7 separate regions of the Homo sapiens genome follow, and all the other regions are linked to region 4. Evidence: read pairs that join two places in POLR2A ChIA-PET (ENCODE). Cell type or tissue: CD4-positive, alpha-beta T cell. All regions are shown on one strand.

Evidence for each region. Peaks named below come from ENCODE experiments on the same cell type or tissue, not always from the same donor. Only the 100,000 strongest peaks of a DNase experiment are listed, where the experiment ranks them.
Region 1: POLR2A ChIA-PET joins it to region 4 with 24 read pairs; 24 of 35 experiments call an interaction of 5 or more read pairs at or near these places.
Region 2: POLR2A ChIA-PET joins it to region 4 with 12 read pairs; 4 of 35 experiments call an interaction of 5 or more read pairs at or near these places.
Region 3: POLR2A ChIA-PET joins it to region 4 with 27 read pairs; 24 of 35 experiments call an interaction of 5 or more read pairs at or near these places.
Region 5: POLR2A ChIA-PET joins it to region 4 with 14 read pairs; 4 of 35 experiments call an interaction of 5 or more read pairs at or near these places.
Region 6: POLR2A ChIA-PET joins it to region 4 with 14 read pairs; 16 of 35 experiments call an interaction of 5 or more read pairs at or near these places.
Region 7: POLR2A ChIA-PET joins it to region 4 with 23 read pairs; 16 of 35 experiments call an interaction of 5 or more read pairs at or near these places.

Annotation. Positions count from the first base shown.
Region 1 is chr17:82,234,118-82,238,117 of GRCh38, forward strand. SLC16A3 (solute carrier family 16 member 3) reads left to right here. Exons shown (of 5, transcript NM_004207.4): 2 at 1,866-2,114; 3 at 2,612-2,755; 4 at 3,021-3,776. The coding sequence starts at 1,892. MIR6787 (microRNA 6787) reads left to right here and starts at 2,551; the gene lies at 2,551-2,611. RefSeq lists enhancers at 2,128-2,317, 3,142-3,913. In CD4-positive, alpha-beta T cell, CTCF peaks have their summits at 2,431 (motif pointing right) and 2,630 (motif pointing left); DNase peaks (open chromatin) are centred at 554, 1,884, 2,444, 3,284 and 4 weaker places.
Region 2 is chr17:82,455,724-82,459,723 of GRCh38, forward strand. It overlaps NARF (nuclear prelamin A recognition factor), which reads left to right and starts at 3,018. Exons shown (of 11, transcript NM_012336.4): 1 at 3,018-3,107. The coding sequence starts at 3,081. It overlaps NARF-AS2 (NARF antisense RNA 2), which reads right to left and starts at 2,796. Exons shown (of 3, transcript NR_184099.1): 1 at 1,950-2,796; 2 at 1,715-1,825. RefSeq lists enhancers at 2,357-2,506, 2,940-3,772 and a silencer at 2,537-3,356. In CD4-positive, alpha-beta T cell, no CTCF peak of the experiment used is centred here; DNase peaks (open chromatin) are centred at 2,458, 2,858 and 3,548; H3K4me3 peaks cover 2,138 bases; H3K27ac peaks cover 1,822 bases.
Region 3 is chr17:82,239,384-82,243,383 of GRCh38, forward strand. It overlaps SLC16A3 (solute carrier family 16 member 3), which reads left to right. Exons shown (of 5, transcript NM_004207.4): 5 at 1-703. It overlaps CSNK1D (casein kinase 1 delta), which reads right to left. Exons shown (of 9, transcript NM_001893.6): 9 at 3,284-4,000. Among named protein-coding and RNA genes, the nearest start is that of MIR6787, 4.7 kb to the left of the region's middle. RefSeq lists an enhancer at 1-188. In CD4-positive, alpha-beta T cell, no CTCF peak of the experiment used is centred here; DNase peaks (open chromatin) are centred at 1,058, 1,198, 2,408, 2,928 and 1 weaker place; H3K27ac peaks cover 586 bases.
Region 4 is chr17:82,296,402-82,300,401 of GRCh38, forward strand. No RefSeq gene overlaps it. Among named protein-coding and RNA genes, the nearest start is that of LINC01970, 5.6 kb to the left of the region's middle. RefSeq lists an enhancer at 1,536-2,167. In CD4-positive, alpha-beta T cell, no CTCF peak of the experiment used is centred here; DNase peaks (open chromatin) are centred at 1,190, 1,870, 2,710, 3,240 and 1 weaker place; H3K4me3 peaks cover 2,687 bases; H3K27ac peaks cover 2,924 bases.
Region 5 is chr17:82,124,862-82,128,861 of GRCh38, forward strand. CCDC57 (coiled-coil domain containing 57) reads right to left here. Exons shown (of 19, transcript NM_001394669.1): 17 at 3,632-3,736; 18 at 2,831-3,047. Among named protein-coding and RNA genes, the nearest start is that of FASN, 29 kb to the left of the region's middle. In CD4-positive, alpha-beta T cell, a CTCF peak has its summit at 1,717; DNase peaks (open chromatin) are centred at 2,100, 3,050 and 3,594; H3K4me3 peaks cover 1,895 bases; H3K27ac peaks cover 4,000 bases.
Region 6 is chr17:82,198,846-82,202,845 of GRCh38, forward strand. CCDC57 (coiled-coil domain containing 57) reads right to left here. Exons shown (of 19, transcript NM_001394669.1): 2 at 2,693-3,107. The coding sequence starts at 3,099. Among named protein-coding and RNA genes, the nearest start is that of CCDC57, 12 kb to the right of the region's middle. In CD4-positive, alpha-beta T cell, no CTCF peak of the experiment used is centred here; DNase peaks (open chromatin) are centred at 2,166 and 2,856; H3K27ac peaks cover 663 bases.
Region 7 is chr17:82,203,882-82,207,881 of GRCh38, forward strand. All of the region lies in intron 1 of CCDC57 (coiled-coil domain containing 57), which reads right to left. Among named protein-coding and RNA genes, the nearest start is that of CCDC57, 7.0 kb to the right of the region's middle. RefSeq lists enhancers at 1,308-2,109, 1,886-2,065, 1,992-2,286, 2,110-2,911, 2,396-2,455 and 1 more. In CD4-positive, alpha-beta T cell, CTCF peaks have their summits at 2,178 and 2,377; DNase peaks (open chromatin) are centred at 1,367, 1,706, 2,180 and 2,460; H3K4me3 peaks cover 335 bases; H3K27ac peaks cover 1,168 bases.

The DNA.
Region 1 (4,000 bases), 62 kb before region 4:
GCGTGAGCCACCGCGCCCGGCCTCAGTGCATATATTTTTAATATCTTGTAGTTACCCTGCTGTATACTGTCATCTTAGGGACCTTTTAAACAATACCAGTATGAGCGGGACCTACCCTGCTGCTCAGTGACCCCAGGCAGTGTGTCCTAAGGTGGTGTGTCCTGAGGCGTGCGACACTCTGTCCTGTCCCAGGCACTGTGGTGGGGGCATCCGGTGTCCAGGTGCAGAGGCAAAAGCTGCTCCCGGGTTTCCCAGAAATGGTTCCGAGGCCTGGGTCCCAGAGAGCCAGTGCAGGTTGGGGGGTGGACCTCTGGCTCTGTGGGGGGGTCTGTTCTGCTCCAGTGGGCCGTGTCTGCCTTGTCATCATCCAGACAGCCACAGCTGGCTCCTGGGTCCCCTCGTCAAGCAGCATTTCCCAGTAACAGTGACTTCGTGGAACACTTAGGAAGCCCTTAAAAACCATCCTCGGACCTCTGAGGCAGGGACTCCAGGGGGCACAGCACCTGTGGTGGGGACAGGCAGGCAGGCTGGATGCGGGGAGGGCCCGGGAGGAGGAGTGAGGAGCCACGCACGGAACTGCTCAGACTCTCCCAGCAAAGGTCCTGGCCCTTGTGCATGCCTTTAGTTACATGTCTGCCTTAGAGGCAAAGACGAGCCGTCACGGGGGACCCACCGGGTCAGGGGTCTGCGGACACGCTTGCAGGAGGAACCCAAGGAAAGGGGGTGGGGGTGGAGCCCCACAGATTGCGTCGTGGGTGGGCGTGGAGCTTGCACAGCAGGCCTGCTGCTGCCTCCCAGGGCGCTGGTTCACAGCACGGTCCCAGCAGGGAGAGGCTGAGCCGGTTGGACTAGACCACCCAAGGTCTCAGGTTGCAGCTCCCTGGTGAGGAGAGGACAAGGTGACTTCTGGGTGGGGTGGGGCATGAAGATGGAAGTCTGACCTCGGGTTCCAACTTGACTCAAACGAGCTGAGCTCCTGGAGTTTAGAAAGGGACACCAGCTTCAGACATCGTGGGGGCTGGCATGGTTTGCTCTCGTGGGCTGGATGGGAGCCTCCCTAGCCCCTCCTGATTTCAGGCTGCAGCCTATGGGTCACTCCAGGCACAGGTGGGGTGAGTCAAGATCTCACTGGAGGAGTCACTGAGCAAGAGGGCCGGTGGGAGGCAAGGGGGCATCCAGGGACAAGGGGCCAGCTCTGCCCCCACTTCCCCACCCCACCCACTCTAATACTGCAGCCCCTGTGCTTCCAACTGCCCCCTCCAGCCTGGGGCCCAGCCCCTCACCGCCAGAGACTGCCCGCCTCCTCTTGGGCAAGCTCCTGGTGGGCTCCACTGAAGCCAAAGTGGGCCCTTGGGGGCAGGAGAGCCAGAGCAAGGCACGCTCCACCTAGATTTAGACCGGGAGAGACCTGGAGGATGCCAACCCCAGAGGTCCTGGGGCGAGCTCAGTGCTGGGGACCGGAGGTGCCGTCTGCTGCCAGAATCATGGTGTGCGTGGTCCCTGCCCAGCACGGGTCAGCCAGAGCGAGCCAGGGCAGAAATGACGGCCAGGTCGATGTTCCTGTCGGGGGCTGCTTGTCCCAGGAGGTAATCTGAGTCCTGGCCGAGCCCAAAAAAGCCACTGCCCTTTAGAGCCAGCTGTGAGGGTGCAGGAGGCAGTGCAGAGGGAGTGGGACCCACAGCTGCTAGCCTCCCTCCAAACCCTCCTGCCTCCACCAGACACCAGGTCAGGGGGCCACAAGTGTGGGTGCCGGGCAGCTGCCCCTCAGCTGAGCTGCCGGGCCACCCAGCTCGTGTCCCTCCCCTGCCAGGCTGCAGCTGGGATGGTCACCCGGGCAGCCTGAGTCAGCCTGCTTTCTCTCTCAGGTGAGGCGGAACCAACCCTCCTGGCCATGGGAGGGGCCGTGGTGGACGAGGGCCCCACAGGCGTCAAGGCCCCTGACGGCGGCTGGGGCTGGGCCGTGCTCTTCGGCTGTTTCGTCATCACTGGCTTCTCCTACGCCTTCCCCAAGGCCGTCAGTGTCTTCTTCAAGGAGCTCATACAGGAGTTTGGGATCGGCTACAGCGACACAGCCTGGATCTCCTCCATCCTGCTGGCCATGCTCTACGGGACAGGTGAGGGTGGCCTCACACCGGGCCCCCTGTCCGGGGCTCTGCTGGCGGATCCTGCTGGGCGCGTGTAGCTGGGCTCAGCAACAGGGCCTTCCGCCTGCTCCCCAGGGAACCCTGGAGGGAAGCCCTTGGGGCCAGGATCCTGCTGGGCAGCAACATGCTCTCCACGGGGCCAACCCAGGCAGGGCGCGAAGTCCATCCTGGCCCCTGTCCAAACGGGTCGGCTGTATTTATAGACCGTCTCAGAGGACAGGCTCCTGAGAGCCGTTCCTGAAAAGGTGGCTGTTCCTGAGCTGCAGGGACCCAAGGGGCCCAGCAGGCGGCGCTCACGTGTCATCATGGCCTGCGCTCGGGGAGCCTGCCCACGGGGTGCCCCTGGTGCCCCGCGGGGGGAGGGGTGGTGTGGGAAGGGGAGGCCGGCTCCAGGCTGTGAGCTCAGTCGGCTGGCGGGGGTAGAGCTGGCTGCAGGCCCGGCCCCTCTCAGCTGCTGCCCTCTCCAGGTCCGCTCTGCAGTGTGTGCGTGAACCGCTTTGGCTGCCGGCCCGTCATGCTTGTGGGGGGTCTCTTTGCGTCGCTGGGCATGGTGGCTGCGTCCTTTTGCCGGAGCATCATCCAGGTCTACCTCACCACTGGGGTCATCACGGGTGAGTGGGGCCGGCCGGTGGGCCGCACGTGCCAGGAGGGGCAGGGGCCGTGCACTTCTGCTCCTGGGTCCAGGCCTCTGGAGGACAGCAGGGCGGGTGGCTGCGGGGTGTCCCGGCCCCACCTCGTTGTCCCCCTCTCGAGTGGGTGGGTGGCAGGGGCTCTGCACCCTGGGAGCCTGAGCCTGTGGGAACCTGGGGGCAGAGATGAGGGTCTCGGGCTTTGGGGCAGCCTTGGGGGGCTCTCACCACATTCCCTTTCCTCCAGGGTTGGGTTTGGCACTCAACTTCCAGCCCTCGCTCATCATGCTGAACCGCTACTTCAGCAAGCGGCGCCCCATGGCCAACGGGCTGGCGGCAGCAGGTAGCCCTGTCTTCCTGTGTGCCCTGAGCCCGCTGGGGCAGCTGCTGCAGGACCGCTACGGCTGGCGGGGCGGCTTCCTCATCCTGGGCGGCCTGCTGCTCAACTGCTGCGTGTGTGCCGCACTCATGAGGCCCCTGGTGGTCACGGCCCAGCCGGGCTCGGGGCCGCCGCGACCCTCCCGGCGCCTGCTAGACCTGAGCGTCTTCCGGGACCGCGGCTTTGTGCTTTACGCCGTGGCCGCCTCGGTCATGGTGCTGGGGCTCTTCGTCCCGCCCGTGTTCGTGGTGAGCTACGCCAAGGACCTGGGCGTGCCCGACACCAAGGCCGCCTTCCTGCTCACCATCCTGGGCTTCATTGACATCTTCGCGCGGCCGGCCGCGGGCTTCGTGGCGGGGCTTGGGAAGGTGCGGCCCTACTCCGTCTACCTCTTCAGCTTCTCCATGTTCTTCAACGGCCTCGCGGACCTGGCGGGTTCTACGGCGGGCGACTACGGCGGCCTCGTGGTCTTCTGCATCTTCTTTGGCATCTCCTACGGCATGGTGGGGGCCCTGCAGTTCGAGGTGCTCATGGCCATCGTGGGCACCCACAAGTTCTCCAGTGCCATTGGCCTGGTGCTGCTGATGGAGGCGGTGGCCGTGCTCGTCGGGCCCCCTTCGGGAGGTGAGCGCTGCGCCCCCAGGCAGTTCCCCACACCTGCCCTTCCCGTCAGACGCCCGCTTTGCGAGGGGGGGGACGCGCACCCCTCGGCAGCCACCCGCAGTGTGGGACTCAGAGCTGGAGGGGGTGCACTGTGCTGGACCAACCCTGATTCTGCTGGGGCTAGCGGGTCTCCATTAGGAGTGGGGTGCTCCGTCCGGCACAGTGTGTCCAGACAGGCAGGGTGG
Region 2 (4,000 bases), 160 kb after region 4:
AGGCTGGTGTCAAACTCCTGACCTCAAGTGATCCGCCTGCCTCGGCCTCCCAAAGTGCTGGGATTACAGGCATGAGCCACCATGCCTGAGCTCAACTTTGAAGTGTCAACTTGAAACTGCCTTTGCAAAGATTAAGGCAGTGATAGAGGCTGGGTGCAGTGGCTCACACCTGTAATCCCAGCACTTTGGGAGGCTGAGATGGATCACTTGGGCCCAGGAATTCAAGAACAGCCTGGGCAACATGGGGAGACCCTGTATCTACAAAAAATTTAAAACTTAGCCATGCACAGTGGTGTGAGCCTGTAGTCCCAGCTACCCCGCGGGGCTGAGGTGGAAGGATTACTTGATCCAAGGAGGTTGAGGCTGCAGTGAGCTGTGATCACGCCACTGCACTCCAGCCTGGGTGACAGAGTGAGACCCTGTCTCAAAAAAAAAAGACAGAGAAATTTCACACAGTTAATTCCGTCTTCCTTTGGACATCCAAGCTGTCCAGTTGTTCCTGGGCATAAGCCAAGCTAATTTTAGGAGCTTTGGGAGGAATTTACAGTTTAACCTTGAAACAAGGATGATAATAGTCCCTTCCTAAAACTATCACCTCCCACTTCTGGGGCTGAAATTGCCTTTGTAAAGCTAATGAAAGGCCACAAGGTTAGGATTGTGGGAGTGGCCTGAACTCTGCTAAAATGCAGGCCTAGTTTCTACAGTCCCTCACTGCTCAGGACTCATGTGGCCAGAGGTCACAAAATTTGCAACTTCCCGAATTGCACCTATAGATAATATCAGTATTGCAGGACCTAAGAATGGCTTTTTGAGATGTTTTTCAGAGTGAACCCACCCCAACCTGCTACTCAGGACTCAATTGGTTTCTGTGGCCCCACCCAGAGGCAGACTCAGTGCTTGAGGACCGTTTTCCACACACCCTTTTGATTTCATTCCCAGTCAATCAGCAGCATCCATTCCCTAGCCCCCTGCCCACCAAATTGTCCATAAAAACCCTAACTGCGGCCAGGCGTGGTGGCTCATGCCTGTAATCCCAGCACTTTGGGAGGCCGAGGCAGGCGGATCACAAGGTCAGGAGTTCAAGACCAGCCTGGCCATTATGGTGAAACCCCATCTCTACTAAAAAATACAAAAATTAGCCAGGCGTGGTGGCGTGTGCCTGTCGTCCCAGCTACTTAGGAGGCTGAGGTAGGAGAATCGCTTGAACCTGGGAGGTGGAGGTTGTAGTGAGCCGAGATTGTGCCACTGCACTCCAACCTGGGTGACAGAGTGAGACTCCGTCTCAAAAACAAAAACAAAAAAACAAAAAACAAACTCCTAACTGCTGAGCCTTTGGAGAGACTGATTTGAGTAGTAACTGTCTCCTGTGTGGCCTGCCAGGTGTCAATTAAACTCTTTTCCCGGCCTGCTGCAATCTTGATGAATTGACTTTTTGTCTGTGCAGTGGGCAGGAAGAACCCGATGGGCAATGGCAAGCTGAAGAATGATGAGATTCATAAATCTGGAAAGGAGAGCTTTACTTCTCATAAAGGGTTTCAGCCTGCAGGGTGGCCATTCTGACAGACAGGGAAGCACTGCCTCTGGCCAGAAGCCAGAAACAGACACTTCCAGGGAGGGGCAAAGGGAACAGGAATCTATGAGGTGCAGTGTGTAAATATACATATTTATCAAGCTACAGGAGAAGTCATGAATATTTTTGAAGAGAGAAACATACACAAACACAATGAAGCTTCAGGCCCCTTCACGAGGGTCATGTCATCTCACCAGAACCACTCCATGGTCAGTGTCTCTTATCAGTAAGGAATACTGGTCAATTGGGCCGAAACTGCAAATGAGAGAGTTGTTATCAGCGGTGGAGTCTTTCGAAAGCGCTGGTTTCCGTTAAGCTCTTAGCCAAGAAAACCTAATGGTAGTTAGCCAAGGGTTGGCCTTAATAACAGGTGTCTCACCTCCCATCTGTCATGGCTGAGAACTGCCTTCAAGGCAACCCTGGGATCTCCTTAGCCAGTAGGGGGTTCGTGTAGTCAGTTGGGGGTCTTTGGATTTCATTTTCATTTCTCAGAGGACAGGAAGGAAGGCTCTAACATGGGGAATCCTGAGAACTGCTGCTGTCTGTTAAATACGCCTACAAGTTATTTTTCTTATGTCACACTCTCCCAGACATGTTCTTACTTCTCATTTCTGATTTCTGTAATACACACACACTGATTTCATAAAACGTTTATGAGTCCAACACTTCCATTATAGCCCTGTATCAATGTTTTGCTTAGCTGAAATCAATTTCTTGGAGGAGTAAGTGTTATCTTTACTTTGTAAGCTGTAAGGGCCCAAATCAATGTACTTGGTAAAACTATCCATAGTGAACACACGCAAATGTCAAATGGCCATCATTTAGCATCTGCCCTCGGGCTTCCGGGTCCATCACGTGGTTACTGACAGGCAGGCCGCGCATGCGCGCTGCTACTCCGCCGAGCCTACGTGACACGACGTCAAGTGGCAATGGCGGCGGACGAGGGCTGTGCCCCCGGCCCGCCCCGTTAGGAGCCGCGAGTAAGGCGAGTGTCCAACGCCGAGCTGGCTGACAGAGCCCGGCCGCGGCCTCCGCGGGCCCAGGGGCCTCCAGGCCCCGTGACCACCGGACCGAGCACCCTGGAACGGCCCCAGCTTGGCCTCGGGACAGTCCGCGCGCTCACCGACTCCCTGGTGAACGCCGCTTGGCCGCCGCCGCCGCCGCAGGACCCACGAGAAGCGGAAACCGGCGCAAGGACCCGGTCCCCCCGGCGCCGTACGTGGAGTGAGCCTGCGGTCCGCCCCGCGCGCTCCGATTGGCTCTGGGGCCTGGCCCGCCCCTTCCCGACACTGTCATTGGCCTAGGCAAAGCCGTAAGGGTGGGGAATCCTATTGGCCCAGGGGTGCGGCTTGTCCTCTCCCGGTGCTCTCATTGGCCGAGCGCGGCCGTTGGGGGTGAGGCCGCGTCGGGGGAGGACAACAAAGGGCCGCGGGCGGCGGGCAGTGGTGTCCCAGTCTCCCGGTGCTTCCCTGAGGCTGAGGCGCCCGGCCTCCCGCCCGCCGCGCTCCAGATGAAGTGTGAGCACTGCACGCGCAAGGTGAGCGCCGCGGGCCGGGGAGGCGCGCGCCTGGTGCTTGTCCTGTGGGGCTCTGGGCGGCCGAGGTTGGCGGTCCGGGCCCGCCGCTCGCTCGCTTCAGGGCTCTTCAAGGCGCCCCCGGCCTCGGCACCCTGGGCCCGCTCGGCGTGGAGGCGGCCGGCGCGGGGTCCGCTGCGCTCTGCAGGGCGGGTTCGGTCTTCGCGGTTCTCCCTGAACTTGTCCATCTTTCCCACGCCCGCGAAGCGCGGAAACGCACGGAGACCGAGCCTCTCGTGCCGCGCACCACAGTCCGAGTAAACAGCGGTCGTGGCGGGAATGATCAGAAGCGTTTCGAGAGGGTTTTAGGCGTTTTCGAACCTGCCCCTCTGAGGGTCACCGAGCAGCCGGTGCAGGGGCGGAAGCGGGTGACGGCTGCTGACCGGCGCCTTCCGCGGTTGTCTCCAGGCCATGGCAACAACCGCGCAGCGCACGCAGGGGGGTTTTGTAGCTGTTATTGCCGGAATGGGCTCCTGTGGATGCTGCTCTGTGGCTGGCACTTCTGCGCGTGACGCCGTGGCAGGAGGCTTCCTAACATTCCATGGGTCGTTCATCCCCGGTGGTGGCTGCGTCCTATTCTAAGTACACCTGTGTCCAGGGGAATTCGCCTGTGGGGTGAAGGCTACAGTTGCTTCTGCTTTTTTATTATTGTAAACAATAGAGATGTGTGTGTGTCCTTCAGTACCTGTTTCACTAGAAGGGTTAGAAGGATAGAAGGCCAGGCACGGTGGCTCAAGCCTGTTATCCCAGCACCTTGGGAGGGGAGGCCGAGGCGGGTGGATCACCTGAGGTCAGCAGTTCAAGACCATCGTGGCCAACATGGCGAAACCCAGTCTCTACTAAAAATATAAAATTAG
Region 3 (4,000 bases), 57 kb before region 4:
ATGGGGCCTGTGCCCACCCCTCTTGAGTGTCTTGGGGACAGCTCTTTCCACCCCTGGAAGATGGAAATAAACCTGCGTGTGGGTGGAGTGTTAGGACCAACGGTTTCCTAGGAGTATGTGGTTTTGCTGTGTGGCCTGTGTCCTGACTCGCACGTCTGCTGATGGCCTGGCTGTTCCTACCGTGGCTCTGTCCTCGCCAGCTTTCCCTGCAGCGGCATAGCATTCGTAGCAGGGGCAGGCGCTGCATGGAGGGGGCTGCGGGGCAGGTGCCTGGAGGCCGCTGTGCCAGGGTGGCCTCTGAAATGTGCCAGGGAGCCCCTACGTGGTGGTTAGATGGGAGCTGAGGTGGAACAAGCCACTTTATTCACTGCTGTGTTTAAGAAACAGGACCCTCCTGCCTTCCCTTTTTCGCCCCTCTGCCTGGCTGGCAGTGTGCGTGGTGTGGTCAGTGCCCAGGGCTGGTCTTTGCACCCTGTCCTCCATCCAGCCCGGCCCAGCGCTTGGGCTTGTCCTGGACACCTAACACCCACCTGCCCTCGTGGCCAGCAGTGGCCTGCGTGGCTGGGAGCCCGGTCAGAGGCCGCCGGGGCCCTCAGTAGGTGCGTCGTGGGCGCTGGGGACGGCAGCGGGTGCCCTGGCGGGCCGCGTGCAGCCGGAGAGATGCCATGTCCCTGCTCCTCTGCAATGAAAAGCAAGCGAAAAGTGCACATCTCAGGTCCAGCTGTCCCCATCTGCCCCTGGCCTTGCGCCAGCTGGGCTTGAGCTCTTGCAGCCCAGGCTCCTGCCTGCAGCCTCAGGGCTGTGGAGGCCTCTAGCAGGGCTCAGGCTGGCGGGCAGTGCCAGCAGTTGCAGGGATCAAGGTCAGACTCTGCACAGCTAGGCCCATGTGTCTCGGCAGAGTCCACCAGTCCCACCCAGCAGCTGAAGGGAGAAAGACGAGGAGGCAGGGAGCAGACGAGGAGGTGGGGAGCAGGCAGCCCGGGCCTCAGAGGACACATGGCCTTCCCCCGCTGGCACCCCCACATCAGGGCCACCAGGGGACTGCTCACACCCAGGGGTTGCCGCCTCTGGACCTGGCTGTCCCTGGTTCTGCTGACCTCAGGAGTGACCTGGGCTTACAGAGGTACTGGCAGGGAGGTCATGGGCCGGGTGAGGGGTGCTCGCTCCTGGAACCCTGTTTCCAGGTATCTCGGGCCCTCACCCTCCCCTAGGCAGGAAGCAGTCTCTCTAGCTCAACTGTCACCCCTCGTCTGCCCCACTCTGGTCCCCACACCCACAGCACACAGCAGAGGCTCAACACAAAGTAGCCAGGCAGTGCTGCTCCCGGACAGACATGCCTGAGGGACCGTGCTCAGTGATTCAGGAGTGGTCCAGATGTGGGAAGGCAGCCACGCTTGGTTGGGGGCACAGGACGTGTGGGGGCTGGGGTCCCTGTGCCGCAGGGTGGGCGTGAGTGGGCGCTGAGTTCTACTACCTCCTCCCTCAGCTGGTGCCTTTAAAGGAGGGAAGCCATGGGGCAGTGGGTCTGCTCTGACCCGACAGGCAGGAGTGAAGGGGAAGGGAAGGGAAGCCCGGAGCCCACTGGGAAGAAGCTGGGGGCAGAGGTCTGGTGCGTGGGCTGCAGAGCTATCCCCCAACCCCGGCGACAGATTCTAGTGCCAAAAGTGGTTCAGGTCTACCGTGTTGTGAAGATCCCCTGACCAGAGACACGTCCGTCCAGAACCCACTGCTACTTGGGGTGGGGGTGGGGGGCAGAGGGCGCACAGACTTCTTCACATGATCCCAGATCAGAGGGAGAAGGGAGGTGTCCGCCCGGCCTGGGCCTTCCCAGAGAACAGCCCTGGAACAGATGTGTGCAAGGCCTGTGCCGGGGGAGGTGGCGGGGGAGGCACAGGGGACCCAGAAAGGGCTTGGTGGCCCCGGACGCTGCCGTCCCTCAGCCTTCCGAGGGGTCTATGGTGAAGCTCCCGGGAGGCGCTGCCCAGTACCTGGAGGGCCTGCTCTTTTCAGCGTCTAAACCATGCCTGAGGACACAGACCCAGCCAGACTCAGGTTCAGAGAACAAGCCCTCTAACTCTGTCCGCTCATGCCCCCGCAGATGAGATGGAACAGGCCTTGAGGACATGCAGCCCCTGCTCCCTCTCAGGGCAGGGAACCCCAGGAGGGCAGCTGCAGGCCTGGGAAGCTCAGGCAGGAACTGGAACTTGGGTCTTGCCGTTTTCCGGTTGGGGCCGGTGAGCGGGGCAGGGGCTGAGCCTCACCCACGGCCACAGTGAGGCCCCACACGGTGTCTCAGTCTGGGGCAGCAAGAGGGAACCACGTGAGGCGGGCTGGAGACAGGGAAGGCCCGGAAGCCAGCTCAGATGCCCAGGGCACAGCCAGAATGGCTGAGAGGAAGGGCCTGGGAGGAGGCAAAGTCTGGGCAGGAGGGGCTGGCAGAGCTCCAGGCCATGGGCATCCCCACGGTTGGGGAAGGAGTGCATCACAGGCAGAGTTGGCGGGACAGCCCCGGAACGTGGGGCTCAGAAAGCTACACCGTTCTTAGAGCAACCTCCAGGCAAGTGACCCGAAGTCCCTGTGCTTTTTCACTACAAACAAAAATATCCTCCTCTTAGGCAGCGTGACCCTGGCCAAGGGGCCAAGGGAGTGGCCTGGAGTGGAGAGTACTGGGTGGAGGTGGGGGTGGGAGGGGAGCTGGGAGGGGAGGCGGCCTAGCCTGGCTGAGCTCACCCACACACGAGCACAGGTTAGGAGTTGGTGCAGACCTCCCTGCTCTGGCAGCCTGACAGCCCCCGCAGGCCTTGGATAGGGGCCACTGCTGTGTGCTCTGGGGGGGGGGGGAAGAGGAACCCTATCTCCTTGTGCCTGTGCAGGGCCATCGGGCAGCTCCTGGGCTTCAACAGCTCAAGCGACAGGGGGATCCCTGAGCACCACGGCCCTATGGCAGGGGGAAGGGACATGCGCTCACCCCAGGCGGCTGGAGTGCGGCTGCCGGTGCCGCCCGAGAAGGCAGGGACTCTCCAGAACCGTCACACAGAAAGTGCGTGGACTTCTGTGTGCACAACAGAGCCCAAGGGGGCAGCACGGCGAGGAGCAGTCGCCACCCCTCCCTGCCCGGCAGCAGGCCCAGGGGGCAGCTCTCCTGCTCTGCCAGCTCCCAGACACCCACAGGCTGAGAAAGAACAAACAGCCATCTCAAAGAAGTATTTTCACACAGTTCACCTCAACACAGTGAAAACTCTCAAGCTGATGAAATAAAGACCACATGGAAAGGGGAGGGAAGAAAGGTAGAAGTCATTATGAATTTATTATTTACACGATTGTTAAAGTACACAAATACAGTGGCGATACAAACGCACAGCTCGGAGACTGGCCGTCAGTGCACAGCTGACACGACGTCCTACCTACGTCTCCTGCACGGGGCGACGGGGACTAGATACTGGGCAAGGACTGTCACAAGCACTCCGAAGACGCGACCCGGCGAGGCTCGGGCTGGAACCCGGGCGCAGAGCTGCCTCGCACAAACGTTCTGGGCACTACATCGGGACCACAGATATTTACAAAGCAAGCTTGCGCCACTTCAGGCCACAGCGCGACGTCTCTCCGGGTGGGGGACGTCTACCTTCAAGAAGGGGTCCAGCAACAAAGAAAATCTCTTAACTCGGCTCTGACCCACCCCAACCTCCCTCTGTACTTCAACACACAGCTCCCACCCGCTCAAGGCCCCGTACTCCAAAACGCTTACACAGTAACCAGCCTAGGATTGAGAAAGCATCCATGGGCTCAGGCAGACGGCCAGCCAGCTGGTGGGGGGGTGAACAACTGTGTTCTGGGACGCCAGCCAGTTATGGCATCCGGGGAACTCTGGGGAGGAGAAGGGAGAACCAAGGTGCACACCTTCGAAGCCCTAGAGTCCAAAGGGAACATCGTCCATCGTGATGGGGTCCAGCCGAAGTGCCCACGAACACAGACTGCCCTGCGCATTGGGGTTGGGAGCACA
Region 4 (4,000 bases):
TCTTCGTTATCCATTCATTCGTTGACGGACACTTAGGCGAGTTCCGTACCTTGATTGCAGTGACTAATGCTGCCCTAATGGCATTTCATTGGAAATGAACTATTACAGGAGGGTTTTTGAAGTGGCTTATGATCCAGAAAAGGAATCTTCCAATACCTCTGTGCCCCAAAACCTTGGGTAAAATACCAACAGTGCAGTTGGTCTAAAAGGCACCACTTAAATTGCGTTGCAGATGACGTTGCTAAGGATGGCTTTCTGGTCTCCTGGTTCTGGGCAGCTCCCTGCACTGCTGGTTTCAGTCATGTTGCAAGGAGAGTATTAGCAACTCAGTAGTGATGAGGTTTAGTGGACATTTTATTTAACGTTCTGTCAAATAGGCCAAATGAAATGTTACATATGAAAAGAGCCTATATTCTGATTTCTGCCTGGGGATGTAAACATTAGCTTGCATGATGCCTGGAAGCCCCGGAACCTGAGCTCCCAACCACCTGCCAGCTGCTGGCTGCCCCTCCCTCCCTCCTCTCCACCCCCCTCAGCCTCCTCTTCCTCCTCCCATCCTTCCTTCCCTTCCCGCCTTCCCCCAGCGCCCCATGAAGCTAGTTTTAGAATGGCTTTTTGGAGCAGTTATGTTATAAGGATTGGCAGCTCATGAGTTTAATATTCTTATGGGTCTTCCAAAGTGCAAAGAGAACACAAAGTTACTTTTGCTTTTGTAATAGAGTAAAACGCATCCTATCCTGACCTAAGATGCACAAATCAACCCATCTTGTCAGGCAGATAAACTTCTCATAAACCTGTAAAACATATGACTTATGTATCCCAGTGGTCTTATCTTTCCTATCATGAGATGTCTGCTAGTCCATCATCCTGGAATTATCCATGGAATTATCACCCATCCATGGCTCCCAGCTATGCCACAGTGACTGCAATCCTAAGATTGGGCATCCGGAAGGATGGCCCAACACCGTGCCACCCTGCAGCTTTGCCGCAAGCTGCCCTGGGTCCTGCATCCTCTTCGAGGTGGAATGAGAACACAGCCGAGAGCTCAGGATCTTCCAACTGCTGCCCACAGTGGCAAAAAGAAACCTGGTGGGAGAAGATGAGTCAGACGGAGCCAGGAGCCCGCGGCCGGTGACGCCAGCGGTGGGGGAACACAATGTCCTGTGGGTGATCGGTGAGCGAGCGGACGGTGGATTTCTCCTGCAGTCGGTGGCAGGAAGGATGTCATCACGCGCTATTTTGTGACCAGCCCCTGGACCACAACTCACGTGAGCAGAAGGGCTTTCTTCTTTGCTTAAGATGTCTGTGCTTGCAAACTTACTGGCCACAGGTACAAGGAGGTTTTCTTTGCTTATGTTCATATTAAACATGTTAATAAAGGTTTTTCTTATTGTCCTTGTTTTTACATTTATAAATTACTCATAAGCTGACGAAACAGAAAACAGAGACTCATCTCCGGTTCCCGGTACAGTGAGGTGAGAGCTGCTGTGCTGGGTGCGGGAAGCGCCTGGCCCCAGGTTCCTCCTGGACGGAGGCCAGAAGGGCTGAGCAAGAGCCAGCGAGGCTGGGGAGGAGGAGGAGGCGCTGGAACAGGAACGGCCGGCCGGGAGGGGCGAGGCTGGGGGACAGTCACGCAGGGCTGAGGCGGGCGTGTGGTGCGGGAGCGTGTGTGTGCAGGAAGCTTGTGTGCGTGCGTGTGGGGAGCGGGTCTGGTGAGGGCGCACTTGGGCCTGAGCCCCTTCCGGCCCCTCGTGTTTGCTGGAGGCTGCGTGTGCTGTGTCCCCACCCCAGATGCTTGCCCTGAGGGGCAGGTTTCCATCCAACACCCCGATTGTCTCCTTCAGTAAACCCCCGGCACCGTCTACCCGGAAGTTGTGGGCTGGGAGGGATGACATGCCCTGGGGACTGTGAGCAGTGGAACCCACGTCATTGCAAGGAAATGATCACACAAACACCAGCTCGGCAGAGTGGAACCTTTGCCAAACCTCAGAGCTGCAGCGAGCGGCTGGGCAACCTTCCTGAGGACGGCGCCCCCTCGCCCAGCTCCAAGCTCCTCCCTGTCCCCACAGGATATCCCTGGACCTGGCGGGTCACTCTAGCCAGAGCAGCCTTCCACAGTCCTCCAGGGTCAGAGCTACAGTTGAGGACCCTGTAGGTGGTAGAGGTGCCCGGGGCCGGGCTCTGGGGCTGGCAGAGGCAATGTCAGCGCCTGCCACCTGCGATGTGGCCAGGGAACTTGGGGCTGAGCAAGGGCACAGAGGGGAGAGTGTGGCATGAGGGAGAGGCGGGACCCCGCAGAGGCTCCCACACCTTCCAAGGCAGCAGAGGAGAAGGGGAGGCTGCCAACAGCCAGACCAGGGCTCCAGGGGGGCGGCAGGGGGCCCAGGGAGCTCCGGGAAATGGGACAGCCACTGTCCACCTGCAGAACGCTGGCTTAAGCCTTGCAGACGGGCCCAGTGGGCAGGGTCGTGATTTTCACTCCCGAAGGGCCTGGGGTGACAAGCCGGAGGTCTGGGAGATGGGACTGGAGACCGTGTTCAGAAGGAGGAGCTCTCCACTCTGTTGGCAAAAGCCCTGGAGCTCCAGGCATCCACAGTGACCGAATGTTGGTAAAGTCCCAGAGGACGGGACCCAGGGCATGCCCCTCACTGGACGGTGGCCTCGGGCCCTGCAGGGAGTTGAATGTGGGGTCATGAAGATGTCAGAATTGCGTCTGAAGATGTCAGAATTGCATCTGAGGAGGCAGGTGGGCACACGTGATGCAGGGACACGCCATGCACCAGGGTGGGTTCAGAGCAGCAGAAGCTCTAGGGGGCACCTACAGGTTTCTATAAAATGGGGGATTTAAGGGGCCTTGGCCTTCTGCGACTGTGGGGCTGGCTGAGGAGCATCTGGGAAGCCACGTGGGAGCTGGAGGTCACAGGGCAGGCCGGCGGGAGGGCAGCGGGGCAGGGATTTGGGCCCCATCTCCAACACTGAGCCTGGGCCGGGCACATAAAGTCCCCACAATTGCTGTGGAAAGAACCAAGTGAATGCCTAACTTCCTGCCAGCCTTCCAGGAGTAACTCAGTAAAACAAAACCAACCAACCAACAAACCCAGAAGAGGCCCGAGGTCCATGGTAAAAATTCAAGAGGTGGAAGGGGCTGGACTATGGGACCAAGGTCAGGTCTTTCTCCTTCGAGGGACCAATGGGTGGCCAGGCTCTGAGGCTGCGAGGTCCCCGACACGGTGAGGGGCACGCCTGAGTCCCGGCCTCTGCATCTCCTCAGGCACCTCCCACTTTTCTGGTGGGTTGCTATTTTCCTTTTCTTTTCTTTTCTTTTCTTTTTTTTTTTTTGAGGCGGAGTCTCACTCTGCCACACAGGCTGGAGTGCAGTGGTGCGATCTCAGCTCGCTGCAACCTCTGCCTCCTGGGTTCAAGCAATTCTCCTTGCCTCAGCCTCCTGAGTAGCTGGGATTACAGGCACTTGCCACCACGCCCAGTGAATTTTTGTATTTTTAGTAGAGACGGGGTTTCGCCATGTTGGCCAGGCTGGTCTTGAACCTCGGCCTCCCACAGTGCTGGGGTTACAGGCTGAGTCCTGCGCTGGCCAGGTTGCTATTCTCTTCTTGTGTTGTGTGCATTCCTCTTCTATTCTGTGAACAAAACCTGGTGCAGGAGACCGTCTGTGTTCCCAAGCTGTCGCCAATACTGGACTACGGATTTTTGAAGCTTACAATTTCATGGGTGCAAATTGCACTTTGCATTTCTGTAACAGTGAGTGCAGTTGGGCATTTTCACATGTATCTAAGCTGTTATCTTGTTTGAGACCGGACCGTGCATTCTTCTCTTCCTTACTGGCTTCGGGACCTCTCTGTGTGCTGAGAAGATGGGCTGCTTGCCCACTGTCCCCTGAAGTTCCACACACCGCTGACTTTGGGGTGTGAGCCCTGCTGCTCCCAACAAACCCCAGCTCTCAGGCTGGCTCTTAAAGTCCCATACTCTGGGCCGGGTACGG
Region 5 (4,000 bases), 170 kb before region 4:
GAGAAAGGAAACAAGCAAACGAATGAACACGAACGTCTCCAGAAGAACTTTCCATTGAGTTGATGAAAATTTGGACAAAATGTTTTGTGGTGAATTAAAAATGCAAGGAGGCGGTGCCCCTAAGAATCCTGAGCACAGAGGAGAGCCATGGAGTGCAGGTGGGAGGGTCAGGAAGACGGAGTGGGACGCGGCTGCGTGGAAGACAGAGAGAAACGCGCCACATTCGTGATGCCAGCACTGGAGCACACGGGGAACGGAAGCCACACAACCCCATTCCTTCCTAAGGCAGAAGGGAAGCTGCGTCAATCCTAAGAACACTTACAATAGTGTTTGTGGGGAGGGGCTGGGGGAACCAGACTCAGACAAGCCAAGTCTAAAAATTATATACAAAAAAGGCCGGGCATGGTGACTCACGCCTGCAGTCTCAGCACTTTGGGAGGCTGAAGCGGGAGGATCGCTTGAGCCCAGGAATTTGAGATCAGCCTGGGCAACATAGGGAGACACCATCTCTACTAAATTTTTTTTTTTTTTTGAGGCAGAGTCTCATTCCGTCACCCAGACTGGAGTGCAGTGGTACAATCTCAGCTCCCTACAACCTCCACCTCCCAGGTTCAAGTGATTCTCATGCCTCAGCCTCCCAAGTAGCTGGGATTACAGGCATGCGCCACCAGGCCCAGTGAATTTTTGTATTTTTAGTAGAGACGGGGTTTCACCATGTTGGCCAGGCTGGTCTTGAACTCCTGACCTCAACTGATCCACCTGCCTTAGCCTCCCAAAGTGCTGAGATTATAGGCACGAGCCACTGCCTCCAGTCCTCTCTCTACTAAATTTAAAAAGAAAGAAAAAAGAAAAAACAAATACATGCAAATAACCAAGAAAACCCTGAGAGAGAAGGATAAAGAGGAGATCCTACATCAGCCAGACATGTAAAAGGACCAGGAAGTGACACTGATTCTGACCCAATGGAACTGCCTGTGAACAGACTGAGAGTGGCCGAACGAACCGTCCGGATATAGCTCCAAAAGCACATGGAACATTTAGCACCATGACAAAGGTGGGAGTCCGAATATGCGGGAAGTGTGAGCGATGGAAAACTGGGAGCCGTTGCCACTTTGGGGGTTAATAAGAAGTGGTTCTGGCCAGGCACGGTGGCTCACCCCTGTAATCCCAGCACTCTGGGAGGCCGAGGTGGGCGGATCAACTGAGGTCAGGAGTTCGAGACGAGCCAGCCCAGCATTGTGAAACCCCGTCTCTACTAAAAATACAAAATTAGCCTGGAGTGGTGGCGGGTGCCTGTAGCTCCAGCTACTGGGGAGGCTGAGGCAGGAGAATCATTTGAACCCGGGAGGAGGAGCTTGCAGTGAGCTGAGATTGCGCCATTGCACTCCAGCCCGAGCAACAAGAGCAAAACTCCATCTCAAAGGAAAAAAAAAAAAAACAGACAAGATAAAAAACAAGGACATTAAATTACATAAAAATAAAAAATATGAACATAAAAAAACACCATAATAAACATTTAAAAACATGAAGAACTGGGAGAAAACATTTAAATTGTTGTCACCGAAAAGGCCTAATTTCTATCACATATAATGAGCTGCTACAAATCAATAAGAAAGACCACAATCTAATACACAAATGGGCAGGTAACTGAAGAACAGGGAAAGGAAGTGGCTCCTAAACACACACGAAGATGCACGACCTCCCAGCAGAGGCGCTGATGCCAATCCTGCTGCCACCGGCAAAAGTTCCGTGTGGCTACAGGACTCTCAGACACTGCTGCTGGGAGCAGCCTCTGGGTGGGTGGCGGAGGCTGAGGCGATGCTGTCCACCACACGTGGCACGCGGGCAGCCTTGACTACGCAAGCCCCTGGGGCACGTACACGTGTGTTTTCACACACACTGCAGCCTGTAAGGTTACTATTCTAACAGTATCTGTGACGGTAAAGGACTGGAAATAGCCTAAAATGCGCATGAAGGAGAGAATGATTAAATGAATGAGGCACACCCTCATGACGGAAGACAGAAGCTGTAAGGTAAGAAGGGGACGCCCTCCATGCAGGCACACAGGAAGGACGCACGCTCCCGCCCCAACCACATCACACGTCCCGCAACTCCAGCTGCCTCGAAGCAGCATCTGTTTCCCTCCCCCCTTCTCGCTACATCACAGACCCATGCAGTCCTCACAAGGTGCACCCTTCAAACAGACTTTTCTGAAAACTTCCTGAGACCAGTAGCAGGAGCTGGCACTGTGACCTGCTGAGTTTACCAGGCCTATGACTTAGGTGCAGAGAAGAGTCTCAGGGCGGCAACGTCCGCGCAGCAAAGCAGGACGAGGATGAGGATGCGGCTGACACTTGTCTGGCCCGTGAGGCTGAGCATCACTGGGGTCGGCCTGGCTCTTCCCCGGGAGCATCGCTGGGGTCGACCTGGCTCTTCCCCAGGAGCAGGGCCGTCTAAAGTGCACCAATGCCCACGCGTCTCACCTGGGCTCCATTCTAAGTCAGCCTGCGCCCGGGTGTACAGTGCTCCATTCTAAGTCAGCCTGCGCCCGGGTGTACGGTGCTGCATTCTAAGTCAGTGTGCGCCCGGGTGTACGGTGCTGCACTAGGAAATGGCATGGTTTCTGCCCTTCAGGGCTTTGCACCATAACCCGGGAAACACTCAGGTGCCAAATGAGAGGTAAAGAGACTCCATGCATTACTCAACCAAAGTGCAGGGATTTCAGGGTGCAGGAGGCACGCAGGGTGCTGACTCTCCACATGCCCCTCGGAGAGGGTGGCCCTCGCCAGCTGCCAGCTGTGGGCAGCTCCTGGGGAGGGCAGTCTCCTACCTGGAGTTGAGTCACCCTGGGAGGTGACACCAGAAGGGCTGGATCCCAGGTCTAGCAACCTCCACATGTCCTGGAGGGTGCCACTGGCAAAGGAGGAGGAGCTGTGGGATTGGCGACCATGCTCCTCAGGGTGCTGGGGAGCCTGGGGTGGCTTTGGGGACCTGTCTTCTTTCTGCCGAGGTGATTTACAGGTCACCGTGTGGATGCTGTGTTGTGTCTAGAAAAGACATCATCGTCTTGAAAGCCACCCTCTCCAACCCAGAGGAAGCCACAGGACTCCCCCCAACCACTCCCCTCGGAGCAGTAAGGCGACAGTGGGCCTGGCTTAAAGGCCCAGGCAGATGCTCCCAGGATCACCCAGGAGAGGCAGCTGCAGACAGGGATGCATCCGGGGAGCGAGTCTCAGCGCTGGGAACGCTGAGTGTGGGCAGGGCCTGAATCTCAGTGCTCGTCTCAACACTTAAATGACAAAACATGTCTAGGGCAGAGGCTGTTTCGTTTCGATGGGGAATGAGCTGAAATGCAGGGCAGATACCCTGAGGGGCACAGAAAGGAAAGGCCAGCGTGGGCCCCATGTGCTTTAGGGGTCCCGGGGCCCTCCTAACACTCTTACCACCCTTGTGGGACCACCCGGCAAACGCTCTGCAGCTCACCCTGCCATTGTGAGCAGTCCCTGATGACGGCACAAAGGCAGGCATGCAGAGCGAAGGCCCCTCCGAGAGGCCCAGAGCACCCAGGCCCCGGCTTCCCTGCTGGCCACACCCCACACAGCTGCACTTGCTCGGGCGCCGCCACTCTCACCTTCGGGCCTTGCAGGGCGTCAAGTCTGCTGCCCACCTGTGCTGAGCGGGGCTGGTGCTTTCCCAAGTGTCTGGAAGGAGCCTCATCCTCGGCACTCTTGGCGTCCTGCCGTGGGGATTTAAATGAGAGGACTCTGGTATTCACATGTACTGATGGTGCATGTCAGTGAGTTTTCCCACAAGATTGGGAAGAAATGCCTTCCCACATTTCTGGTATTAAAGACTCACACCATTTGGTGACAGCCCGGACTGAAGGGACCTGTTTCCCAGACAGGAGGAATGGAGCAGGCTTCCCCAGTCATTCATTCCCAGGAGCCTTCTCTGCAAGGCCAGGGCAGCCTATGCATGGCCTGCCTGGGGTGAGAGCCCC
Region 6 (4,000 bases), 98 kb before region 4:
AGCCGGGCGTGGTGGCGGGCGCCTGTAGTCCCAGCTACTCGGGAGGCTGAGGCAGGAGAATGGCGTGAACCCGGGAGGTGGAGCTTGCAGTGAGCTGAGATCGTGCCACTGCACTCCAGCCTGGGCGACAGAGCGAGACTCCATCTCAAAAAAAAAAAAAAAAAGAAAAAGGAAAAAAAAGAAAGATCTGAGCTTGAAGGAGAAAAGATAATAGGTAGATGCCAACACCAAGATGACACAGACGCTGGAATTCTTCAACAAGGAAGCTACAGCAGTCATTATAAAAGCGCTTCAAGTAATCTAGTAAAGCAAATGGAAAAACAAATCTCAGCAAAGAAAAAGCTATAGCAGGCTGGGTGTGGTGGCTCACGCCTGTAATTCCAGCGCTTTGGGAGGCCAAGGCAGGTGGATCACCCGGGGTCAGGAGTCCAAGACCAGCCTGGCCAACATGGTGAAACCCCATCTCCACTAAAAATACAAAAATTAGCCGGGCATGGTGGCACACACCTGTAGTGACAGCTCCTCGGGAGGCTGAGGCAGGAGAACCCCTTGAACCCCGGAGGCAGAGGTTGCAGTGATCCGAGATCGCGCCACTGCACTCCAGCCTGGGCGACAGAGCAAGACTCTGTCTCAAAAAAAAAAAAAGAGTGTGAGACTGAAAAAGTACCTGAACATGGCTGAAAACATCCCAGGTTTGGAGAGAAGAATGAGCAAAAGACTTGAAGAGACACTTCACAACATAACGTAAAGCACTTTTAAAAGGATGCTGTAAACACTCTGGAAAGCAGCTATGAGAAAGTCAGCACCCGCACGGCGGGCAAGTGGGCCTCAGCTGTCCAAGCACTGCACGCACCTGCACGGACTCGGCGCCCAGACGAGGTGCAGGCTGAGCACCAGCCTTCATGCTGGGGACGGGAGCTTCCAGACACCCTCCCTCCACTCAGGGAGAAGCTGACCTCCAGCTCAACTCTCTCTTTCCCTGGACACTGGGCAGGTGGCACACGGGTGTCTACCACATTAGCAAGCAGCACTGCGTGGGTCAAATGACTGCTGACTGGCACTTTTTATCCACGCCGCGAGATGCGATAGAGAGAGGGACCATCAACACTGTGGGCTTCCCAGAAGACGGTGGCGCTCAGGGTACATCTGCTGCAGGGACTGCAGACGCGATCCCTGCGGGCTGCTACAGGAGATACTGGCTGCACAATACTGGTTGGGGCTTCTGAGCTAGAGGGGCACCACACCCACCAATGTGGGTCTCCTCTCCTTGCACCTGACCTGCCGCAGAAGGTCTCTCTGCTGGACCGGAGCACCTGGTGTGGTCCTGTTGGCCCGTTCACACCCATCTGAGACCCTTCTGAGCAAACCGGCCCAACACACACAACAGAGGGTAGCTGGTCAGTTAAAAGGGCGTGGCAGAACCCAGCGCACTGACACGAAGGACAGACACCACAAATCGATCAGGAAGTGCTGGACGCACATTTCGGAGCAGTGTGCGCAGGTGGCTCTATATGGGGCCTGGAGATGACACAACAGATTGCCCGTGGCGGCTTTCACTTCGCCATTCCACCACAGTATCTTCTCTGAGAAATGACTTTCTATGATAAGAATAGTTTACTCCTGCGGCTTTAAAAAGTGCTTTAAAAAGCTGCTTATGGCCAGGCGCGGTAGCTCACGTCTATAATCCCAGCACTTCAGGAAGCCAAGGCCAGTGGATCACCTGAGGTCAGGAGTTCAAGACCAGCCTGGGCAACATGGCAAAACCCCGTCTCTACTAAAAATACAAAAGAAAAAAAAATTAGCCGGGCGTGGTGGTGGGCACCTATAGTCCCAGCTACGTGGGAGGCTGAGGCAGGAGAATCACTTGAACCCGGGAGATGGAGGTTGCAGCGAGCCGAGATCACGCTACTGCGATCCAGCCTGGACAACACAGCTAAAAACTCTGTCTCAAAAAAAAAGAAAAGAAAAAAAATGCTGCTTATGTTAGAAGAATACATAAAACATAAAAAAAGTACCCAGGATCCTGTTAAGTGTAAACAGAGCATGCAGCCGGCTCTCCTAACGTCTGTACACACGCATCACACAGGAAGGGCCTCTGTTAATGTGCTATGATGAACCTGCGGTACTTCTGAAGTGGGGGATGGAAGAGCTTATCAGAGAAGCCTGTCCTCCTTCCTTCCTGTCTCCTCAAACTCTCCACAGCATGGCTGGGTGAGTGGAGCTGAGGGGATACCAGGCATGTGGTTGAGTTCCAGGGGCCCCACCACAGGCCCCACAACAAAGGCTTTAGGTTTTTATGTCGACTTGCCTTAAGTCAGCTCATTTAGTTTTGAAATTACTACAGACTTCCATTAAAATCATTATAAATTCAAATATGTATTAATATAGATTTATAATTAATGAAATAAATTCCAAATATTAAAACCAATCTCCATTAATTTCAGAGTTATATCAGAACCCAGAAAAAGACAGTCAGGGCATTCCTGGATCCATCCACATTAACTCAACAAACACATGTTCAGAGGCCACGAGGCACTCGGCCACTCAGACAGACCAGCTCCCGTGGCCTGGAATCAGCAGCGGGAGGAGGGGCAGTGAGAGTGGGCAGTGCTCGGGCAGCACAGCGGAGCAGGAGGCATGTGGGGGCCTCTGCCAGGCACTGCACAGGAGGGCGCGTCGGTCGGTGGCTCACCTGTGGACGCGCTCCAGCTCCAGGCGATGCTCCTGGAATGCCAGCTGCTGCTGCTGCTGCAGCTCCTCCACCTTCCTGGCCTCTCTGGCTAGCGCCTGCCTCAGCTTAGCTGCCTCTATCTTGAGCTCGCTCACCTCTGCCCGCCTGGCCTCTTCCCACTCCCTGGCCTGGGCGAAGGCGGCGTCATAGCGCTCCAGCTCGAGGTCCCGCTCCTCCAGCACCTGAAGGTTGTAGACAAAGTCCTCCTGCAGGCACCGCAGTTTCCCCTGCGCCTCCTCCAGCTGGCTCCGTGTGTCCTGCAGAGCCGCCTCCTGCAGCTGGGTGCGGTGTGCCTGCAGCGCCCTCCACTCCTCCTCCTTGCGAAGCAGCAGCTCATTCAGGGCGGGCTCTGAGCCCAGTGGCAGCATGGTGGCCGCTGCAGTAAAGAGAAATCAGGTTCAGGGTGCACCGTGAGGGGCCCTAATTTTCCTACCACAGTACCTACCTCACATTCCCTATCAACAGTTACCACGGCCGGGCACGGTGGCTCACACCTGTAATCCCAGCCCTTTGGGAGGCCGAGGCAGGCGGATCACCTGAGGTCAGGAGTTCAAGACCAGCCTGGCCAACATGGCAAAAACCTGTCTCTACTAAAAATACAAAAATTAGGCCGGGTGCAGTGGCTCACGCCTGTAATCCCAGCACTTTGGGAGGCCCAGGTGGATGGATCACTTGAGGTCAGGAGATCGAGACCAGCCTGGCTAACATGGTGAAACCCCGTCTCTACTAAAAATACAAAAAATTAGCCTGCTGTGGTGGCACGTGCCTGTAGTCCCAGCTACTCGGGAGGCTGAGGCAGGAGAATCGCTTGAACCCAGGAGGTAGAGGTTGCACACCAGCCTGGGTGACAGAGCAAGACTCTCTCTCAAAACAAAATAAACAAAAAAAAAAGGCCAGGCATGGTGGCTCACTCCTGTAATCCCAGCCCTTTGGGAGGCCAAAGTGGGTGGGTCACCTGAGGTCAGGAGTTTGAGACCGGCCTGGCCAACATGGTGAAACCCCGTCTCTACTAAAAATATAAAAATTAGCCATGCATGGTGGCGCATGCCTGTGATCTCAGCTACTCGGGAGGCTGAGGCAGGAGGATCACTTGAACCCAGGAAGTGGAGGTTGCAGTGAGCAGAGATCGCACCATTGCACTCCAGCCTGGGCGACACTAAGACTCTTTTCTCCAAAAAATTAAAAAAATAAATTAAAAAAAAGAAATCCAGGGGAAGTAGAGGAAGGGAAGATGGGAAACATGGTTTGTCCAGCTATAAGAGCTAGGTT
Region 7 (4,000 bases), 93 kb before region 4:
TCCGGGCACCTCTGCATCTCGGGGCACAGCAATGGTTGTACAAAGTCCCAACTCCCAGAGGGAGCGGGTACAAGGGCACAGCCAGGCTGAGCACCGGCTGTGACGAAGCACAAGGAGGAGGTGGGTAAGGGGCTGCAAGACCCGTGGGCCCCTCCAGAAAGGGCTGGTCAGCAGGGCACACCCGCTGGGGGCACGAGGGCTCCCTGGGGGTCCTGAGACGGCGCTTCTCTGACGAGGCTCTGGAGCAAAGACGGTCTCCTCCATCCCACATGCTTCCTGCGATGCAACCCCCGCGCCCAGCACCCTAGGACCATCACGCCACCTGGACCACCTCAGCCTGGCTCCTCCAAGCTGCTGCGTGCCCACCCATTGCCGGAGCTAACAGGGTCCCTACCGACCATCTCAGCACTCTCCCACGCTCCTGTTCCTCGTCTCCCTCAGCTCCTACAACGGCCCCACCGTCCACCCCGTGTAATGATCCTTGACCTCTTGCTGTCTCCCACCTTGTGCCCACACCTCGGCCACCACAGTGTCTTACCACAAGAGACCTCAACTGGCCTCTGCTGTGCACTCCCACTTTTTTGGCTGCCAAAGGAATCTTTTCAAAAATGCTTTACCAGGGCCGGGCGCAGTGGCTCATGCCTGTAATCCCAGGACTTTGGGAGGCCGAGGCGGGCGGATCATAAGGTCAGGAGATTGAGACCATCCTGGCTAACACGGTGAAACCCCGTCTCTACTAAAAATACAAAAAATTAGCTGGGCGTGGTGGTGGGCGCCTGTAGTCCCAGCTACTTGGGAGGCTGAGGCAGGAGAATGGCGTGAACCCCGGAGGCGAAGCTTGCAGTGAGCTGAGATCGCACCACTGCAGTCCGGCCTGGGCAACAAAGAGAGACTCCATCTCAAGAAAAAAAAAAGGCTTAACCAGGCTTCCCATTCCACTGAGGACATCTGGACCCCAGGCTCCTGCCTGTCGCTGCCACGTGCCCTCAGAGCCTGGGATGTGTGGCAGGTGCCGCTCTGTCTGCAAGGTTCCTCCTAACCGCAGGGCAGGCTCCTCCTGCCAGTGGGACCTCAACCTGAACATCACTGCAGGGAAGCTTTCCTAACTTCCATCTCACGTTGGCACAACGCCATCACCCCAGTGTCGGGTGTAGTGAGTCCCACTGTCTGGCACAGTCTTGGCGACTGAAACATTTTGTACACAGAGGACATGCACACACCTGTGCACACACCTGTGCACACACAGGGAAAGAATTGGACTATCAGCAAATACACATTAAATGATGGAACACCACTGTGATCTCTGATGACTCAGAACCCTTCACACAGTGCCCGTGAGTCATGACAACGGTTCTCTGCAGAGCCTGAGGTCTGCGAGGTCTACGGGCCTCTTCTCTGAGGGACTGCTGTGGCCCCCGTCCTGTACCAGCTGCCCTGCCACTGGGCTTGCCTCCTTAACTCATTGGTCGCAGCCACCCATGGGGGTTGCCGTTCTGAGAATCTGATCATGCAATCTTATCTGGCCTCAAATGTGCCCGCGACTCCTGACCATTTTCAAAATAAAGTCCGATCTCCTTGGCACAGCGTATGAAGACAGACCGAGGACACGGCCCAGCCTGCGTGGCTCCAGCTGCTCCCTGCAGGCCCAGAGCAGCCTTTATCTGCCAGTTCCTGTGCACGTGCTACTCCAGGTCCCCATGCCCCCATCTCCCCACTGGGTGAGGTTCCTTCCCACCAGGTCTCAGGACTCAGCGGGTCACCCTGTTTTCAAAAGCTTCAGGCAGCCAGGACAGGCAGATGGCACGTACCACCCCCTCTATGTGAGATGGGTGCTCCCAGGCCTCTGTGCTCTGCACAGAAGAGCAGCCTGAAAAATCCATACAGCAAGTGACTCGGTGCAGCACCCGGTGAGAGCCCAGCATCTCCAGCGCTTTATCCATCACACTCAGGACCCATAAGAAGCCCCACACACCAAGGGCCTGTAAGTCAGCCGGGCTCGGCTCGCCTTTCCTTCTGACCTCATCATAGAACGGCCTGCTCTGTTTCTGTACAAATCCCATCTCGGGATGATCCCCAAAGCCCCAAGGCTGAGATTAATTGGCTTTCAAAAGCACGGACTCAGCATCTGGACGCAATCTGCCTGTCGGCCAGCAGGCGTCCCCAGCAAGCACCTGGTTTCAAGAAGGACCATGAAGCTTCCGGGTTGGGGAGCGGCAGGAGAAGCCGCCGGGGAGGGAAGGCCTCGCTGTGCGTTCACCCTCTTTCAGGAGAACCAGTGGGGCTCCCTGAACCAGCCAGCTCCCAGCAGGGGCTGGAACAGCATGGGTGGGCATCCCATCACTTTGATTTTCTCATTTTAAAAATACTGAGCTGAGCTAACGGTGATGTTGTAGGTTTACCTGTTGTGGTACAATGACACATCATGGTTTTCTTGCACAGTTCCTGGCTCATAACTCTCACACGTCACAGTCTTTTGTTGCAATGTTGGGCGTGTCAGGCCTCAGGAAACAGAATCCTTCCAGGTCTCCACTCTCACCTGACTTTCCATTGTAGGTCATAAGATCCTCCCCAGAGCTCCCACCCTCTACCCTGGGGGAAGGAATGCTGACTTCAGGAAGCCTCCCTAAACACCCAAGAGGACAGGGTGTGGAGAGGTTCCTGGGGAGTGGTGGGTGGGGTGTGGGGGGGTCCTCCAGGAAGCCTCTTCCCCCATATCTCCCCTTACGCATCTCCTCATCTGTATCCTCTGTAATACCCTTTATAATAAACTGTTACACGTATGTGTTTCCCTGGGTTCTGTGAGTCACCCCAGCAAATCAATCGAACCCAAAGAGGGGGCTGTGGGAACCCCAACTTGAAGCCAGTGGTCAGTCAGAAGTTCCGGAGGCCAGGACTCGCGACTGGTGTCAGAAGCGGGCAGTCTTTGAACCACCATTGCAAAATTATAACTCAGACAGTGAAAGAGATCTGACCTAACCAATTCCATCGTGCTTCTAACCTCCAAGCTCTCCTTGTTCATTCCTGGGTGTAGGCCGAACTAAGTTTAGGAGGAACTTAGTTTATAGTTTGAAACAAAGACAGTAACAGCCCTTTCCCGAAACAAACCCCCTTTTTGCCTGGGGACTAGACTGCCTTTGTAGGACTAACAAATTAGCCAAAAGATTAGAAATTATGGTTTAGGGCCAGGTGCAGTGACTGGCCCCGGTTGTCCCAGCACTTTGGGAGGCTGAGGCTGGATCACTTGAGCCCAGGAGTTCGAGACCAGCCAGGGCCACACGGCAAAACGCTGCCTCTACCAAAAATACAAAAATTAACTGGGGCGTCGCTTGTAGTCTCAGCTACCAGGCAGGCTGAGGTGGGAGGATCGCTTGAGCTTACGACGTTGAGGCTGCAGTGAGCTGTGATTGCACCACTGCACTCCAGCCTAGGTGACAGAGTGAGACCCTGTCTCAAAAATAAAAAAAAAAAAACAAAAAAGAAATTATGGTTTAGGAGTCATGCAGCTACAGGCTACAAGATTCTGACCTTCCCCAAATTGTTCCTGGGGTAACATCACTATTGTAAAACCTAAGATCAATCAGTGCTTGAGATATTTTGCAGACCCTGCACTCCATGGATCAGCTGGCACCCCCGGATTGATAAACTGGCTCATCCGATCTTGTGGCCCCCACCCAGGAACTGACTCGGCGCAAAAGGACACCTTCGACTCCCTACGCTTTCATCTCCAACTCACTGGCCCCCTACACACTAAGTTATCCTTAAAAACTCTGATCCCCGAATGCTTGGGGAGACTGATTTGAGTCATAATAGAACTCCGTTCTCCCGCACAGCCGGCTCTGTGTGACTTACTCTTTCTCTATCCTAATTCCCGTCTTGGTGAATCGGCTCTGCCTGGGCAGCAGGCGGGGTGGACCTGTTGGGTGTTTATGTCTTGGGTGTTTATGTCTTGGGGACTGAGCCCTCACCCTGTGGTCTGACCTCTCTCCAGGCAGGCGGTGTT